Linked DNA regions of Mus musculus: region 1 is linked to region 2. A link is a loop called in an ENCODE intact Hi-C map of the cell type or tissue named here. Cell type or tissue: gastrocnemius. All regions are shown on one strand. Each heading gives the region's core, and the rest is flanking DNA. Links, peaks and the distances in the headings are about the cores only. Region 1 holds the start of Fra10ac1 (FRA10AC1 homolog (human)). Region 2 holds the start of Noc3l (NOC3 like DNA replication regulator).

Region 1 (9,452 bases), core at 235-8,234, 600 kb before region 2:
TATATATTAGCAAAAGAGAATTACACCTGAAAATTCAAATCGTAAATTTCTATATCAATAACTACTAACCTGTAAAAATAAAACTAGTCTACTTAACTTGACAAGATTTTGATTTTTAAAAGTCAGAAAACATGGATAACAAGCAAAATATTCTATTAGTTATGAAAATAGGACTATAAAAAGGATACAGCATCCATAGCTATGAGATGAAACCTTCTATTTCTTGCTTCTTCCCTGTTTAAAAAAGAAGTTTAGGTAAATTCAAATGCCCATATTTTATTAACATAATGAAACCCACAGGTTATGAGATTATAAAAGAGCTTAACGCAAAGGCTGTCCGTCATAGCACCAAAGCGCCACACCTGTCGAGCAAGTCTGCGGCGACTTGTTTATGGGCCACCTTTCCATGCCTTTCTTTTTGAAACGGTTTTGTAAGCAGCAACTCATCTTCGACTGTCCTGGTGTAGTAAAAAAAAAAAGTGTTAAAAGTTAATTTTTCTTGAAGGATGCTGTCTAACTCTTCCCATGTTTGTGACAGCTCGACAGGTATTCTGCCAGTGACCTCTGCCTCAGCTGTCTTAGGAAGGCAGAGCCTTGCTGGAAGAAGTGGATCACTGCAGATGGATTGACATTTTATAACCCGGCCTCACTTTATATCTGCTCTCGGCCTCCTGACTGTAGACACAATGTGACCAGCTACTTCATGCCCCTGCCTCCATAGGAACCCCTTCTCACTGTACCCCTTCTTAAATCTTGACCAAAAGCAAATCTTTCAGTTTCTTCTTGTCGGGTAACAGGCTCACAACTAGAAAAGTAACTAACATGAAATAAGGACTTAACTTTAAAATGGGTCTCTGATCTTTAATGAAACATTTTGCTTCTTCATTTTATTTACTACTTATAAAATGGAAAAGATAAGAGAAAATGGCTAGTTCTTAGCAGCAGGTTCCTAGCTCAGTTCCTGACTTGATCATTTACCACCCTAAGTTATTTACCTCTAAAGGAGAGATAATGAAGATTTAACAGGTAAAAAATATGGAAAGGAAAGTTTGACTATAGAGGACACTGACCACAGACAAACAGCCTTACTGATATGGATACATAGAACCCTAGACCACAGTACCCAACTAAATCTGCTCAAATTCTATTCATAAATCATTTCTTTTGAGGGAGGATCCTCACTAGCCCAAGATAGCCCGGAAATCACTACACAAGCAAGGATAAACCTGAATTCCTGATGCTCCTTAATCTGCCTCTAAAGGGCATGTGTCACTTTTCTTTGTTTTACACAGCACTGGGGACTGAACCTGGGCGTCCTATATCCTAGGCAAGCATTCCACTAACTTAGTTACACCCCCCCCCCCCAGACCAGAAAGCAATGTTTCTTAATGAAAATCTAAAAAAAAAAAAACAACACAGGGCTGGAGAGATGGCTCAGTGGTTAAGGGCACTGATTGCTCTTCCAGAGGTTCTGAGTCCAATTTCCAGCAACTACATAGTGGCTCACAACAATCTGTAATAGGATCCAATGCCCTCTTCTGGTGTGTCTGAAGACAGTTACAGTGTACTCATATAAACAACATAAGTAAATCTTTTAAAAGAAAGAAAGAAAGGAAGGAAGGAAGGAAGGAAGGAAGGAAGGAAGGAAGGAAGAAAAAAAGAAAGAAAGAAAGAAAGAAATCTAAAAAACATACATTGCTATAATTATTACTATTCTTCTGTTATTGATAAAGACTGCCGATTTTATAAAATGTTCATTCCTAGTTAGTGATAACACATCAGTCTCACTATGGGATAATAAACCAACTTCTCTAAGTCCTGCTACTACGAATCAAGCCCTCCTGTTACTACATACCATGACATTTCAAAGCACTGAAAGCTAAGGACAATGGCCCTAAACACAGCAATTTTGTGAAGATGTAGCCTCCAGCTGGACATGCAGTTCATACCTGGAACCCCAGCACTTTCAAAGCTAAACCAAGAAGACTGTGTCTTAGGACAGCCTGGGCTATATAGGGAATTCCAGGATAGCCTGAACTAAATAATAAAACTGTCTCAGGAAACAAAAATGACAACAACAACAAAAATGTGTCCTCTTTGTGAAGCCCAGGCTTTGTATGCTAGAGGATCTTGGTCTTGCCAACTCTGACCTGCTCATTCAAGTCAACATTACAACTGTTCTGAATTACAATTCATCCTCCACGAGCACCTCACTGGGAAGACAAACAGCAACCAAGCCTCCTTTAAGCTGTGACATTTGCAGACACACAGTCTTAACAAATGAAAAAGCAAACAACAAAAAACAAAACAAAACAAAAAAAAAAAACATGCAATAGAGAAATCTTTCCTTTTCCCTCTATCCCTTTCAATAAACTCCTTCACAACAAAACTTCATTTTCCCCACAACTACCTCCAAACTGAAATCCATTTATTACAGTGCAATGAATAAACCCTCACTTGCTACAGCAGTTGTTTCCATATGCAAAGTCAATCCAAACCCTTTCCAGGATTTAGTTATACTTCATGTCCGTCTAGAAACAGTGTGAACTATGGATCAACAGACTTACTTCTTCCTCTTTTTGCTGGAGCCTCCGCCTTGCTCATCGTCACTAAAATCAGAGTCATAGCCTCCATGCCCATGCATCTGCAAAGGAGTGCGAGGTCAGCCGTGCGGACCCGAGCTGCCAAATACTCAGGAAACACAAGACTGAGAGTTAAGTGATCTTAAACAGCCACAAGCTTTACAAGTCATGCTGGGCAGATCATGGTCTCTGGTCTACGCAGCCACCTAACACTTTAATCCCTTTGAAATAAGAAGAATAAGGACATTAGTCACTGGCCTTCCAGTGAAACCTAAGCCTGGATATTGCAAAGCGACTCCATGCAAGGGACAACAGTGCATCACTTTTATTTGTGCCACACACCCCACACCCCCTAGAGATGTTTCAGCCACAGACAGACCACTGGAGGAAAATACAAATTATTGCTTAGTACTTCAACTATACCTTCTACATTGTAGCTATGCCTAACTGTGCAAATACCATTACACTTATCTACAGTAATAATTGCAACAACATGCTATATACGTTCATAGTCTAGAAAGATACTAGTTTGGGGGCTGTCTGTAGTAGAGGTGTTTGATGGCTGTACCATTGTAGAAGCATACTCTCTGCTGTTTGAACAATGAAGGAGCTGCAGAAATGTATTTAAGTGTCTCTCTTATTAAGCACTGGGTGACTATATTATTACTTTGTCATAGACACAGTGATAAGCACTTTTATAAAGCTTATGATTTTTCAAGTTAAAAATAAGTACTTGCATTTTAGGAATGAAAATGTAGTTAAACTAATCTACTTGATTCTTAAGGCCCCAGTTTCAACAATCTCTTGGGAATATTAGGCACAACTTGCCAGAATTAGTGTTTGTAAACAGTACATTATCAACTGATTAAATTTTTTTTCCTTAATTTTTAAGCATGAGTTTTAGCTGAGGTCTCCTTAAGCTAAGTTTCCTTACCCCTAGGCTTAGTCAGTCTTATTATTTTCCGATGGATAGTCTTGGAATTGCTGAAAAGCTTCAGCTGTCAGTTGTGCCTGAAAAGGCATCTGACTCCAGCATTACACAGAGTTTGGAACACACATGAGCAAGGGTACAGATGATTTTACTACTGTATATCATCAATAGTCAACTCCTGCAGCTGAAAGGAGCCAGTCCAGGTCAAGTGATAATATTTTTCAGCTTTGGTATTTGTGTCAGTAAGTGTACAGAATTCGTAACACACATTAATAGGGGTAAAGGTGGGTTGCAATCTTTATTGCTGAAAGGACCCAGTCCAGGTAAAGAGACATTAACTTTAGCATCTGTGTTGGCAAGTACAGCTAGGATAGCCAGTGTCTGCGTTCTTGACTACCTTCTGTTTGTCATTCTGTTAAATAAGGTAGCTATGTCAAATCATTAAATTCTGTGAGTCTCTGCAACTCCATTTTCAAACTTGGGCGTGTGAGTATATACCTCTCTTCCTTATCCCACCAAATGCTAAAGAGAAGGCAACAGCCAAGCTTTGGAGACATAGGTTTGCAAGCCACAGTTCTTCCTGACCGACAGCTATCATTGCCTTATACACCTAGACGTCACACCTTTTAGCAGATCTCATCAAGGCTGTTCAAATTCTACTACCCTCTAATCCATCCTCACGTGCTTCATATATTGATGGTGGAAAACCGCAGTGTGGAGCCTGGAGCAGTTGCAGAATCTAAGGTCTGGCTGGCACAGACGCGTCTCCTACTTCCCCACTTATGTAAAGGTTAACATAGAGGTTATGTAAAGAAGCCCAAACCTCAAGCTTACATAGTTTGGGGACGGTACCTAGTACAGGAAGACCTGAAACTAGTAGAACCTGGAACTAGTAGATCATCTTGACCCCTCATTCCAGACACCTCTTCTCTGCTCCGACGCCACATTTCTTTTTATCTCGGGCAGCTTCATCCATCCCTTGAGCTATCTTAACCCAGTAGCTTCACTAAAAAGCTCTCACTCAAATCATGCTATCAACTGACTGGAATTAAGAAAATCTCGAGAATAGGGCATCTGCTGCCTCCCGAATCTGTCAAAATAAAAATGAGACTCAACTACTAAGAACCAGTTTCAAAGTCCTCTCTGAGATCAAACACGCCCACGGCCCTCCTTACACACCCCTTCCCTTCCGCTCTTCTCTGTCTGGCAAGTTCGCCCCCAAGAGTCCTGACAGCTGCAGCGACGAGCCACGGCCTCAGCGAGCCGCTGCAGGTCCGCGCCGGTCCTCCAGAGCCACGCAGCGCCGCCGCCCGCGCCACTGTCACCGCACGCTGCACGCCTGGCCCTACGGGTACCGGCTGGGAACCGCTTCCGGCCCGGCTCAGAGGCGTGTCACATCGATAAGACACCGTTCTCCGGCGCGCCGACTCTGTGCTGCAGCCAGAATGGCTCGGGGGTAAACAAAGACGGCGGAAGAAAAGGCCCGGAAGAGGAAGCAGAGGCTCCCTGCTTTGGTCCCTCATTTTTCCTTTGGGCCATCTCCTTTTTCCTCTAGGGAATCCAATATGTAGTACAATGTGGCACTGCCCAGCCCACGTCCTTCATTGGAAAATGTATATTGCTATAGAGAAAAACCCCGCCTGTCACCTGCGGTCCTCTCTCTAGTAACCTTAGTAACGCCTCCACCGAGCATCCTCGCCCAGCCAGCAGCTCAGCCTCAGATCTGCCTTATCACCCCCTCTTTTTCCCCTACGAAAACAGTGCTCATAATTAGAACAGAAATAGCTTCCCCGCGTTCCGCCACCCACACAATAGATACTGTTCCAAAGGCAGTGCTGGCGGCTGAAGAGATCGAGTTGGCAAGGAAAAGAAGAAATGGGGAATGAAAAAGATTTCACAGGGTCGCAGATTCTACGCCAATAAGCAACCTAGCACACGCAGAAAGGGCATCCAATATAAAATTTAAGGAAAAAAAAAAAAAAAAAAAACACCTCAGGCAGCCAGAATTAAATTATTTTAAGCTCCACTGGGTTGTTCCTGCATTGTGTTTGCCCTACACCGTGACGTCCCATTCCTCTTTCCACTGGGTACAGATCTTGCTTCTCTTCAATACCAGCAGTTATTCATCTCGCACTCCGCAGCCAACACTGTGCCTTTGAAATCACAGGAGCTACTAAAACATTTGCTGAACAGAACTGGCATGCTTCTCACTTTTACAGCGGGTCCATGTTAAGGAAGAACTCTGAATCTTAATACACGTTCATTTTAAATCTTTTATCCTAACCAGTAGATAACAATATCCCTGTCAATCAGTTCAAGACTTTTTTTATTCCTGGCAGCAAATCATAGATACACCCTGATTTACATAGAGCAGCGATTGCAATCTTGTTAATTACAAAATTATAAATTTATGCATTTCAAGGTGCATTTGAATTATACTACAATAAAAATGTTTCCTTTAAAAATGTAAATAGGAAACCTCATAATTTAATATTATTAAAGTATTGAGTTAATTTGTCAAGCAGTCAATTTTTATAGATATCTAAAAACCAAATACTTTGTCCTTTTATCACTAATAAGAACTCCTGTAGCCTAAATGAAACTCTTGTATACCAATATTTGACATGCATTAGCATTTTTGTTCCTTTTTAAAAAACATCTTTTATCTATTAACTTCTTTTTAGTTTTCCAACAACCCTGTGCTGCTGTTGTAGGCCCTGCATTTAAATTTTTTAAAGATGTTGCTTCTGTGTCATATGTGTGTGCCTGCTTCTCCATGTCACATTACACATGGAGGACAGAAGACGGTGTGGTAAGCCCTGGAACAAGCGTGACAGAGTGGTGTGGGTACTGGGAGCCGAACCCTGGCCCTGGGAAAGAGCAGCAAGCCTCTCCACAGCTTTGCCAGCTATGGGGGTTTGAAGGAGAATGGGCCCCATAGATTCAGATGCTTGACTGCTTGCTCCTCATTTATTGAAACTCAAAGCCCAGAGGCCCAGTGAATGGATGGATGGATAGACAGACAGACAGACAGATAGATATGACGTGTGTGTGTGTGTGTGTGTGTGTGTGTGTGTGTGTGTATCCAGTTATATATATGTATCCGTACCCCTATCCTATAACTTGTGGATCAGGATGTGTGCTCCCAGCTACTGGTCCAGCATCATGCCTGCCTGCTACCAAGCTTGCTAACCATGATGGCCATGAACTCACCCTCCAAAACTGTAAGCAGGCCTCCAATTAAATGTTGTCTTTTATAAGTTGCTTTGCTCGTGGTGTCTCCTCACAGCAATAGAATCGTAACACACCATCTCTTCAACACATGCTTTGCTTTACGCATAAGAGAGATATGCACAGACCTTGACCCCACAGGTCCATGAGGGTTTGGAGCTCGGCAGCACTTTCCTTTTATACAATTCAGCTCCTACCTCTCAGTTCATGATTCTACGGGGAGTAGCTGCTGCATTGATGTGTGTTTCTATTTTCCATTCATTCAAAGGTTTCCATTTTTTGCTTTGAGGTCAGCAGCTACTGGAGACATTAAATACAAAGTATATGCTATAGATAGATAACATAATCTGAATTTGAATCAACACAGGACAGAAAACTTACCTGATGAAAAACTCTCAAGTAAGCGATTACAATTCAATATTAAAAGACACAAACACCCATTAAGAACATGCTTTGGGTGGATCAGTCATTGGAATTACAAACATGTAAAAATCACTTCTTTATCTCAGAGACAAATCAGTTTAAAAGACAGAGCATATAAAATAGTAAAATCAATGTATTCTATCATATACCATAAGTATATGGCATATGGAAACCTATGGGTTCCAGGCTTTAAGATATGTTATCGATAATTACAAAAAAATGCAATAATATATTGATGCTCAAAGCAACAAAATGCTATGGTGGCATTAGATAAGGGCCAGAGATGGATGGCGATGGCCATAAAATATCAAGCCATGCTTTCAATACATGTTCTGTTATCCTTTAGGTCTGAACACACTTTATTTTCCCAAAATGATCACATGAATATTTTTTCATTAAGGTTGATACAACATTAATATTTCTCCATGGTAACCTGATATCTGCATCTCTGCCCCAGCTGTCAAGGCTCTACAGAAATAATGCTGAGAGGCTTCGAAGCTGCATGTGACAGATGATGCAGCTTCTGCCTGACCCTTTCTGTCTTCTTGATGGTAAATAGTAGTACAGACAGACCCAAGCCATCTTCACTGAGTCCGACCCACACTGCAGATTTATGCAAATTAAATGCTGCTTCAAGCAACAAACTCTTGGGGTGGTTTGGTCTATGCTGTAAATTGAGATCCCAGAAAACCAAAAAACAACTGCCCATGTTAATCATTCTACAAGGTCAATTGACTGATTACAATTTCAATTTATGGTAAGTCAAAATGTTGCAGATCCAATGTCAAACATCTTGGGCTATCTTTAACCCTTTAAATAACCATTTATTACCCGACTGTGTGTGATCTAAGATTCTTGCAAAGATTAGATAAGTCCTTTTGGAAAGGACAAAGATCTACCTTTCCCAACCCTTGGTGAAAAATGTTATCAGATGGCATCTAAGGCCTATAACAGATTCCCCAACTTGGCTATAACCCACCTACCTCATGTTTTCATCTGTATTAGTCAGGGTTCTCTTGAGAAACTATATATGTGTGTGTGTGTGTGTGTGTGTGTGTGTGTGTGTGTGTGTGTGTATGTGTGTATATATATACACACACACACATACATATACATATACACATCCATATACATATATATGGATTCCTGAAAGTTAGTGGAGCAATTAGACTAACTACCTGTAAGAGCCAAGAGTTGCACTGTCTCAAACTAAAGGTGGAAGGCTCCTAAGGACCAACATCTGGGGTGTCCTCTGACTGCTGCATACATGCTGACATGCCCACAGGTTCATACCCACAAAAGTACACATATGTAAATATTGTTAAACAAGACAAAGTACTATCATTCATATTTTACAGACAAGAAAGAAGATTTAGAGAAATTAACTTTCCCAAAGTCATGAGCATGTAAATGGTCCCAAATACATTTGACTCTGAGTTCAGGGTTTCTGTTTAATATTTCTACTGCCTTTCAATAGGCCGATGGCAGTTGTGATATTTGGGCAAATTGGGAGCTATTTTTTTTAAGGAGAAAAGTAACCAAATAACTTGAGAAAGAGTTTAGTAAAATGTGGTAACGGCTTTAGAAGGAATCAGACTTGAGCTATAATTTAAATGTAGATATTAAATGTTAAAGGATGTGGGAAGGGGGATAATAATCAAGACAGTGTACTTTCAGGAAAAGACTTGAGGTAGAAATAGCTATGACTTGTTTAGAGGAACATGAGGGGGTGACTTCACTGAGAGTAGAATTTAAAGGAGTAGTGAAGGTAAGGCCACAGAGAGAACTTGAGGCCGATTTGGAATGTTCTTGAATACTAAATTTTGGCATTTGGTTAGTGATAAAGGAGAGTTATAAAATAGAGGTGTCAATATGGATGGACAAGAGTGTGAGAATCCGCTCAGATGTTGCATTTAAAGGGTTCAGCTTTGAAAAGGAGACATTGTGCGCAGTGCTTTGGTAGTATATTATCCCTTTAATAGACTGGCTGGAGGCAGGAGGGACAGTAGGGAGTTCATCAGAACAGATGGCAGGCAGTGGGAAATGAGAGAAATGGTTTAATAGCTGAAGGAATACATGGTAGAAGTTGTGGCTAATTAAGTATAAAGGATGAGGGAATGGAGAAAAATGAAAGATGTTTCTAAAGCTGGAAAGATTGAAGGATTGTAAGCATCCCTGTGGAAGACAAGAGGATTACTTAAAACAAAAACAAAACACTTTCTTGGAGAAGTAATAAGTTTGCTTTGGAGGGAATTTGAAACTTTAGCAAATCACACAAAAAGATT
Region 2 (9,452 bases), core at 323-8,322:
TTACATTATGATTTATAACAGTAGCAAAGTTAGTTGTGAAGTAACAACAGACGTGATTTTATGGATGGGGGCCACACCACAGCACGAGGAACTGTGTTACAGGGCCGCATGAGGAAGGCTAAGAATCACTGCTGTAAGTCAATCTGATGAAACATTTTCTCTTCTCTCCTTTCAGATTACTTTAACTATCATTTAGAAAGTCTGCTGTAAACCAGGCATATAATCCCAGCACGCTGAAGGCTGAGGCAGGAGGACCATCAGTCATAGTACACACACTGGGCTCCAGAGTGAGAACAGGAGTCTCGTATGTATTAGGGCCTGGGTGATGTTCAGAAACCACGAGGAAAAAAACAAAAACAAAAACAGAACCACACTTACAACTTTGTAATTCAGTCATAACTCAGATGAACTATTACCTAGAAGAGAGATCTCTTGTGAGAAAAGATGCCTTTTGTCCTAAATCCTTCATCAGCTGTAGGTCATCCTCGTCCATCATATCCAAAGGCAGGGCTTCTTCCTCCTCGTCCTCCTCCCTCTCCATCCTTTTAACTGCTCCACCAAAAAGAAAAACACAAGTATTAGAACTGTGCATTTTCCTACTCTATCTATTACCTGCTCTCCCCGCAGTACTCCCAATGAAGGCTGGGTGACAAGCACCTAGCATCTTCGTATCTCTGATTCCTGAAATCTAAAAGTAAATGTTTCCATGCATTCTGAACTGTCTCTGGGCATCTGAGAGCCAATGGCTGAGTCCACTGGCACCTTCTCACCTCCAGTGACTTTTGCTCCATTTCATCTGTCATCTCCAAAGGCCAGGTCCAAGCCTGGATGCTCACTCTGACTGCAAGCGTCTGTCCTCACAGTGTCATTCAGTTAATTCCAGGGCACTGTCTTACTGACTACGGATAGAGAGCTTTATTCCTTCAACCACTTGCTGTCCTATACACCAGTGCTCTCCTTTTACTCCCTTGCTTAGACTGCACGGTAACACCTCACCCAGCCTCCTGCTAACACACTTACACTGCATGGTAACACCTCACCCAGCCTCCTGCTAACACACTGAGACTGCACAGTAACACCTCACCCAGCCTCCTGCTAACACACTTACACTGTATGGTAACACCTCGCCCAGCCTCCTGCTAGCACACTTACACTGCATGGTAACACCTCACCCAGCCTCCTGCTAACACACTTACACTGCATGGGTGACACCTCACCCAGCCTCCTGCTAACACACTTACACTGCATGGTAACACCTCACCCACCCTCCTGCTAACACACTCAGACTGCATGGTAACACCTCACCCAGCCTCCTGCTAACACACTCAGACTGCATGGTGACACCTCACCCACCCTCCTGCTAACACACTCAGACTGCATGGTAACACCTCACCCACCCTCCTGCTAACACACTCAGCAACTTTTCCTTCTACATTTAAGTTACTCATGTCTATCAAAACCCCAGCCTCACTCGAGTCATTCGAACTCTATCCGCTCATTGTTCCTGTTCCTCTTAACTCGACTCTTTATTTTTACATAAATACACATAATTATATATTAAAAAACAGTAACAACTAAGTGTCCCAACCCCTTTTGAGTGCAGAAGAGTCAACTGTGAACAAAACACTCTTACTGTCTTCCCTAACAAAGCTCACCTTCCTCGTAGCACTAAGACTGATAAACACTGCATAGAAGAAAACCCCTAATCTAAACTAATAATCCACTCCTCAAACCAGAAACTTGGTGTGTTTGTTGATCAGCTTTTCCTCTTCCACTGAATCCCCTTTTTCTCTGTCGTCACACTTCTAACTCCCTCACCTGCCTCGTTTCTCCGTCATCCAAGGACCTGGCCTCCCACTTTAGTAGAAAAAAGTCCTTCAATATTTTCATATCAAATTCAACAGCGTTTGCACCTGCCTTTTTCTTATATTCCTCCCTCTCTGGCAACTTCACTTAGATTCTAAGTTGCAAAAATAAAGAAATCTTTTGCTTTTCTTTTATTAAGGAGCTATTAGCATATTACACCTTTCAGATTGTAAAACTTAGAAGAGATCTCTGAAAGTATCTAACCAGCTAACTCATTGTTCCTTGATTGGAGATTGAGTGACCAACCAAGACTACATAGCTAGCAACAAAAACCAAGAGAAGATTTTTTTATTCCTGATTCCCAATCAAATGATCACTACCCATCACGATAATGCTGCATTTGGGTCAGACTGCATGGAGGTTAAGAGAAGGAGAGATGGCTATAGAACAATGAACAGTTACATCAGCTAGAGAACTGTCCTGACTTTAAAATGATCATATTTTTCTGTTTTGAGGAGCTGGGGTCCTTAGATGGTTCTACAAAACAACCGAGACTATTACAGCTGAACTTCACCCCAAGTGTACAAGGAGAAAGAAAACCACAAGTTTAGAAAAGGAAATACCTACTGGCAGCATGGTGAAGAATGGAGCAAAACCAAGCAGGCTAACCACGGCTAACTCTCAGTGGATGGGAAGCCGGCAGCCCTGATGCGTGTCCCGAAATTTACACAGCTGCTCTGAGCATCCCCCAAGTACATTTTCAGATCTGCTGTCTATGCCAACGAAAAGGAGAAGCTAGTTTTCTCACAGGGCATATGGTCTTGCATTGTTTTCTCATACTTACTGTGGTAAAGCATAAAAGACCTTACCTAGACCTACAAGGATCTGAACACAGGACAAGTGGACACTAGAAAACAAGTCACTTCCATGGAGAACATTCCAGCGTAAGTGAACACTTTCGTTACCTGGCCGTTTGCTCTTTGGGTCCTCCAGCGGAATGGGTTTTTTAGACACAGCATCTTTTACAGCTTGCCTTAGTTTCCTCTGCTCTTTTCGGTACTTCTTGATGGTACTTTGTTGTTTAAATTGCTTATTTTTCAATTTGTTTTCAAGTTTCACTTTACTAGTTTTTATCAACTTGCGAAAGCTTGGGACCTGCTTTTTATTTCTTCTCTAGAAAACAACAACAGAAGAGACACTACAACTAAGAAATTCTGATTATTTTTAAAATCAGGTGAAGGAAAACTCTTTATAGATTAAATAAAGCAAATTTCAAAACTGTCTCACAACCACGGGTCCTGTGTAAGAACTAAAAACCAATGCACGGCAGTAAGCAATCCTACAGAATGGCACTAGAGCATCAGTTGCTCCACACGGGATTTCCCTGTGATCTGAATCTAGTCTCTCACGTGTGCAATCTGAAAGCAAAACATTATGAATCTCTTCTCTGTGGCAAACGGTCATTCAAGGCTAGTCTAACACTGGTACGGCAACACATTCAGAGCAAAATAATGGATGCCTTTAGCAACTGACATTCATTTGTCGGTTTATTATTTACAAAGCACTCACACTTCCCAACACCCTAAATAATAATAATCCTCACGTCATTCATAAAGAAGCGAAGGTTACAGAAGTTATTCCAGCGCTCTCGCTGGTAAGTGCTTTGTAATCCAAATCCCAAGGCTACTTCTAAATTCCCTCTCCATCTGGGAAAAATCACCAGCCTTCCTATCACCTTACACTTTAAGGAGGAAACAGGCTCTCTTCGGGTTCAGTGTCTCACAAAACAGGTTCAAGGAACTTTAGACTTGCTTCTCGTGTGTATAAGATTCGAGAGACAGTTTGGAAAACCCTTCAGTCTGACACCATTCGGTGGCAGGGCCCGGTGCTGGCCTCGCATCTGCAGCCTGAGGTCGTGCTTGGGCGTAGTGGGCGAGGAAGCAAAAGCCCCAGTAATGACCCAAAGTGGATGGAGCATAGATCGGCTAGGGAGCACCAAGTTAGGCCACCGCCCCCTATACCAGACTCAAAACCTAAGGGAAAGATAAGCCAGGCAGAGGGAGACCCTGTCAACCCAAGCAGCCACAACTCCCGGGGGCCGGGGTTCGGACAGCACTTACCGCCTTCATCCTTAGGCCTGCGAGGAGTACCACAGACAAGATCACTCGGACAGAGGAACACGCAGGAGCCGGGTGGAAAAGACACACGTGCACTGAGCGCAACCTTTCCCAAACCGGAAGACGCTTTCAGCCTCTCCCCCTTTCTGCCGCCGGAAACGGGAGGCGGGACTTCCTCTTCGGGCGGCGGTGCGTGCGCCCCCTGGTGGCTCTGGTCCCGGGCTCAGTCTCTCACGGACTGACCCTTGTGAGAATCGCTGAGGCTGAAGAGTGGGCGAGTGGGCGTCCCAGCTGAAGGACTCAAGCAGGTTCCCGCCCGGATTCCTTTTCAGTCCTGGAGAAGACAAAAGACGAGGGCTTGGCGGTTTTGATCGCCGGCGTCTTGTGGCTCCGCCTGTTGCGGGTACTTCGTCTTCTGGATCTTCTAGAGGGCAACCGCAGCTTCTTTATTGGAAGCCATCCCTCCACAGGCACTGGGGCTTTGAACCGAATGATGAAAGATCTCTCACCACCTTCCACCAACCGAAAGTCCACACTTAAGTTTAGGCGTGGTGGAGCACGTCTTTAATCCCAGCACTGGGAGGTAGAGGCAGGTGGATCACTGTGAGTTCGAGGCCCGGTCTACAGAGCCTAGTCTACCCAGTGTAGTCCCTGTCTAGAGAAAAAGTCTATGGTTTTACTGTGGAATCGTTTTTTCTTTGGGTTTAACCATTATATGATAAAGTACTATATTGGTGAGACTTGCAGAATTAGGATTCTGTTACCTTTTTGGTAAAGATACTATCTGACTGAATCGTTAACTCTTCCAGGAAGATTTAAGCATCGCAAGAATGTGTATTTTAAGTACTTGTCTCCCAAAGACCTTTTCCTAAATTAAAAAACAGAATAAAACACTGGGCAGGAGAAGTGGTTCAGTGTTTAAGAGTGCTTGCTGCTCCTCCAGAAAGTCCCGGATTCTATTCCCAGCACATCCATCTCTGAGGACCTCTTCTGACCTCCTCAGGCAGGCACTCACCCACACATATATACAAACAAAATAATAAATTATAAAAAACAATAAAAATAAAAAGTTAATCACAAAGATGAACTTGAGGCTATTAAAGGTTTTTTAAAAAAAAAAAGAAAGAAAGAAAGAAAGAAAGGAAGAAAGAAAAAGAAAAAGAGACGCCGTTGTTATTTGACTGACCCTCAACTCAATATGCTCCTGTCTCAGTTTCCCAAGTACTAATTATAGAGTCACCATGCCCAGGGTTAAGTATATCGTTCTTGAGCACAGCCCTGACATTGTTGGCCTCACAGTTCTGAGCTGGTGAGATAAGCCAGAAGAAACCCAGGGGCCACTGAGATCATGAACAGTGGTAATCTTACAAAGACTAGTCCTTTCTGCTTTTCACCTCAGAGAAAAATGCCTTCTATCTGGCATCGTCTTTCCACCTCCCTTCTAACTTTCTCCCTGTTCTCTCTCCTTCCACACCCTGTCTTGGAAACAGCAGAGCCTGTCTCACTGTTAGATTACTTCATCACACTAATTGGAAACATCAGCCTGTGCTCTTTCTTACCAAGCCTGTGGCTGAATTCCTTCCCAAACATATCAACAGTTACTCCCACTTCTTCAGCTTGCATCTGGTTGTTCCAAGGATGAGGTATCCCCATTTCTATTCAAAACTAACCCCATGTTTCTTGCTCTTTGGTCAATCATCTTGCCCTCTGCCTTTCCCTAACATTTCCTTCCCAGTTAGCCTATCCCCGTAGAGCTTTTCACTATTTTTTTCTAGTGATGTTTTCTCCTTTTAATTCTTGTTGTGACTTTCTCTTTCCAAGGAAAAATCATCATTGTGTTTCCACTTCCTCTCCTCTGTCATAACCAACCCTGCGCTAGCCTTTTATGTATGAGTGTTTGCCTACTTGTATGCATGTGCACCACGTTCGCCTGGTACAGGTCAGGAGAGGGTGTCAAATCCCTTAGAACTGGAGTTAGGGATGGTCGTGAGCAACCAAATGGCTTCTGGGAATTGAACCCTATGTCTCTGCTCTAGACCACTGAGCTATTTCTCCAGCCCCCTATGCTAGGTTTTTGTTGTTTTTAATAAAAAGGAACTTCATCTTATTCTTTGCCCATTTTATACTTAAATTTATAATCAAGTCAAATCTTTGGGTCATGTTAAAACAGCTTGTTGCCACACACAGTCTCCTGTCTTGAAATCCAACAGCTTTTTGTTTGAAAGCAAGTTTGAAAGTGGAAGCTTTCATGATCCCTGCTGACTTAGTGCAATTGGCTTCTTGATCCTGTGCACTGCAGTTTATCATCAATTTAGCTAACCAGCTCTTAAGCCTAATTTATGCTTGCTTGTCTTCTTGGCTTACTCTAAACTTTTCTGAATACAGGTTAGCAGGGATCAATGGGCTATGCCAAACAGTACTGAAAGAGTTGTACTGAGAGATTCCAGTGAGTCCTTTGGGGAGATAGGTTCACCCATCTGAATCTTCCTGTGATCGTCCATTGAAGCTGGTCATAGGAAGATAACCAAATTGTAGTTTTCTCCTAAGTGTATCCAGTGTTTCCCATCTTTAGCCTCTCTGTGTTACTTGGCTACATTTGATGCTGCTTTTTCTTCTGTCTTCTCTTTCTCCCCTCCCCCCACACCCCCTCTCTGCATTAGAATGTGGATGCCCTTGGCTCTCCCAGCCATTTCTTCCTCAGGATCTTCTATTCTCTCTCAAGCTTCTTCAATGTAGGAGGTATTCTTTGCAGCACTATTCATTATAGCCAAATTATGAAATCAGCCCAGCTGATCATTGAATGAATGGATAAAGAAGATGTAACTGAGACTAGTGGCACAGATCTATTATCCCACCTACTCAAGAAGATCAGGCAAGATTGTCACAAGTTCAAGGACAGCCTTGATAACTTTATGAAACTTCTCCAAAATTTCTGTTTAAGGTTTGTTTATTAAATGTATGTACATATGTGTATATGCCTGATGTCTGTTGGTGCCCCTGGGGTCCAGAAGAAGGAGTCAGATTTCCCTGGAGATGGAGTTACAGCTGATTTTGAGTCACCAGACATGAGTACTGAGAAATGAATTCTGCCCCTATGGAAGAACAACAAGCACTCTTACCCCTAAAGCCATCCTCCAGTCTCATGTCTCAAAAAAAATCTTAAAGTAAAAAGAGTATTGGATATATAACTTAGTGGAACAGTCCTTTCCTAGCACATGTAAGATGTAAGGCCCTAGGCTTAATACTCAATATCACACATACATACATACATACACACACATACACACACACCACAGAAAGAAAGAAAGAAAGAAAGAAAGAAAGAAAGAAAGAAAGAAAGGAAGGAAGAAAGGAAGGAAGGAAGAAAGAAAGAGAAAGAGAAAAGGAAAAAACAAAATGTATATGGAACAATGTTCAGGTATGAGGAATGAAATTATGGGCCTGAAGAGATGGCTCAATAGATAAGAGCCCAGACTGTTCTTCCAGAGAACCTGGGCTCAATTTTCAGCACCTACATGGGAGCTCCCGTCTGTCTCTAACTCGTGTTTTAGGGGATCTAAGACACATACACATAAAATAAAAAGAAATATTTTTTAAAATTGAAGGAATGAAATTATATTATTTGCAGTAAAATGGTTGGAACTGGAGATCATCATATTAAAATTGGGTGTGCTCAGAAAAATATCATTTTTTTTCACATATTTAGAATCTTGAGTTTTAAGGCATTAAAGTAGAATTAAGATGAGTTGGGAGGGATGGAAAGGCTAAAGGAGCAAGTAGTGTAAAGTGTGCTGTATCCATGTGTGAAATGTCGGAATGAAGCTGATCATTTTGTACAAATCATGAACCTTAGTAAAAATAAGGTAGAGATTCCAGCATCCACCAAGGGGGTCAGAAATCAGAAACCAAAACTCCCCTCAGTGATGCTGGTTACAAAGTTCTGGTCTCTGAAACTATGAGAGAATTACTTTCTATTGCTTTAAGTCACCAAGTTTGAGGTAATTTGTTAGAGCAGCCAAGGAAGACTAATAACGCTAATATTTCTGCCAATGCCCTTGGAGATAGGACAATACTTCATCGCACGAAGGTTCATGAAACGATTGAGCTCAATCTACAAGCAGCCCACTCACAATCACACTATCAGGGTCCTTCTCTTTCTGGTCTCACTTTTATATCCTGTAATAATTAGTGGCTCCTGGACTTACCTTCAAAAAAATTATTTACACTCAAATGCTGTATTCTTTCCAGCATTACTTAGGTTACAAGTCTAAAATCAAGGCATTGACATAGTCGGTTCCTTCTTAAGGACCTCTGTTCTCTCATTTCTGACACTTCGGACATTCTGTAACAGTTAGCAACCCTTGACAGCTTTTGGCTTGTGGATACTCCAGGCTCTGCCTCCATCTTTATTTAACATTTTCCCTTTGTCTCTGTGCCTTCAGATGGCTGTCTTCCCTTATAACACTTAATTGGATTAAGGGCACAACCTAATGACCTGAAATTAAATAGGTTATCTCTGCCAAAGCCCTATTTCTAAGAAAGGTTACATTCTTAGGTACGTCCATTTAGAATTGTTAACATCTAGTGTTATTCTCCCCTTATCTGCAGAGGATGTATTTCAAAACCAGAAATCAAAGATATTATTGAGCCCTAAGTAGGTTTTCCCTATGAAGACATAAGGATTATTAGCTGTGCACACAAGGAAAATAACAGAATAACTAATAACATATTAGAACAAGTATAACAATGTGCTGTCATAAAAATTATATGAATATCATCTCTGAAGTGGGAGGAAAAACTACAGATGACGGTAAACTGCTGTGTCCTCTCTGCGAGAGGGAGGACATTTCATGCTATAACTAAAACCATTTTTATGATTTCTCATATATCTGCCTTGCATACTGACCTTCCCACCATCCCTGAACCCTTCACTTTCCCCACAGATCTGTCTCTCACATTCATGTCTGTTCCTTTTGTGATCTACCAAGATTAACCTGGGCCATCTGTGTGCTCAAAAGTTTGTAGCTTGCCCAGCGGTGGTGGCGCACGCCTTTAATACCAGCACTTGGGAGGCAGAGGCAGGCGGATTTCTAAGTTCGAGGCCAGCCTGGTCTACAAAGTGAGTGCCAGGACAGCCAGGGCTACACAGAGAAACCCTGTCTCAAGAAAAAAAAAAAGTTTGTAGCTCTCTGCTGGAACCTGGTGGGCTCAGCAAAGGGTAGCCAACGAAAAACAATGATCTAACCTCTTCCAGAATCTTTGAGAGCCATGTGCTCTGAAGTAGAAGTAAAAGGTAGGGCCCTGTGAGCCCGCTCCTTTCCTTGATAGGGCTGGTCATGGGGTAGGTACCTACAACTAATAGGAGTTAATGAATATCAAGCTGTGAGATTTGAATTCAGAGTCAAACCTAAGACAGCTTGCATACTTCCACTTAATTATTTAAGCACTTAATGTTTCCAAACTAACTGTAATTTATTTTCTCTTATTGTCAATAATCTTATGAGATAAACATTAGTTCCACTGAATTGA

What was found. Hi-C counts contacts between places; a loop is a spot of excess contacts. Peaks named below come from ENCODE experiments on the same cell type or tissue, not always from the same donor. Only the 100,000 strongest peaks of a DNase experiment are listed, where the experiment ranks them.
Region 1: a loop joins it to region 2, with 3 times the contacts of the local background. A loop is called at or near these places in 2 of 42 quality-filtered maps.

What each region holds. Positions count from the first base shown.
Region 1 is chr19:38,219,270-38,228,721 of GRCm38, forward strand. Fra10ac1 (FRA10AC1 homolog (human)) reads right to left here and starts at 4,883. Exons shown (of 14, transcript NM_001081075.2): 1 at 4,693-4,883; 2 at 2,568-2,644; 3 at 363-458; 4 at 189-234. The coding sequence starts at 2,644. In gastrocnemius, for the core only: a CTCF peak has its summit at 4,763; DNase peaks (open chromatin) are centred at 4,898, 5,221, 5,597 and 6,388; H3K4me3 peaks cover 2,038 bases; H3K27ac peaks cover 1,997 bases.
Region 2 is chr19:38,815,167-38,824,618 of GRCm38, forward strand. Noc3l (NOC3 like DNA replication regulator) reads right to left here and starts at 4,071. Exons shown (of 21, transcript NM_021315.2): 1 at 3,927-4,071; 2 at 2,772-2,979; 3 at 417-549. The coding sequence starts at 3,935. In gastrocnemius, for the core only: a CTCF peak has its summit at 4,124 (motif pointing left); a DNase peak (open chromatin) is centred at 4,120; H3K4me3 peaks cover 1,797 bases; H3K27ac peaks cover 1,931 bases.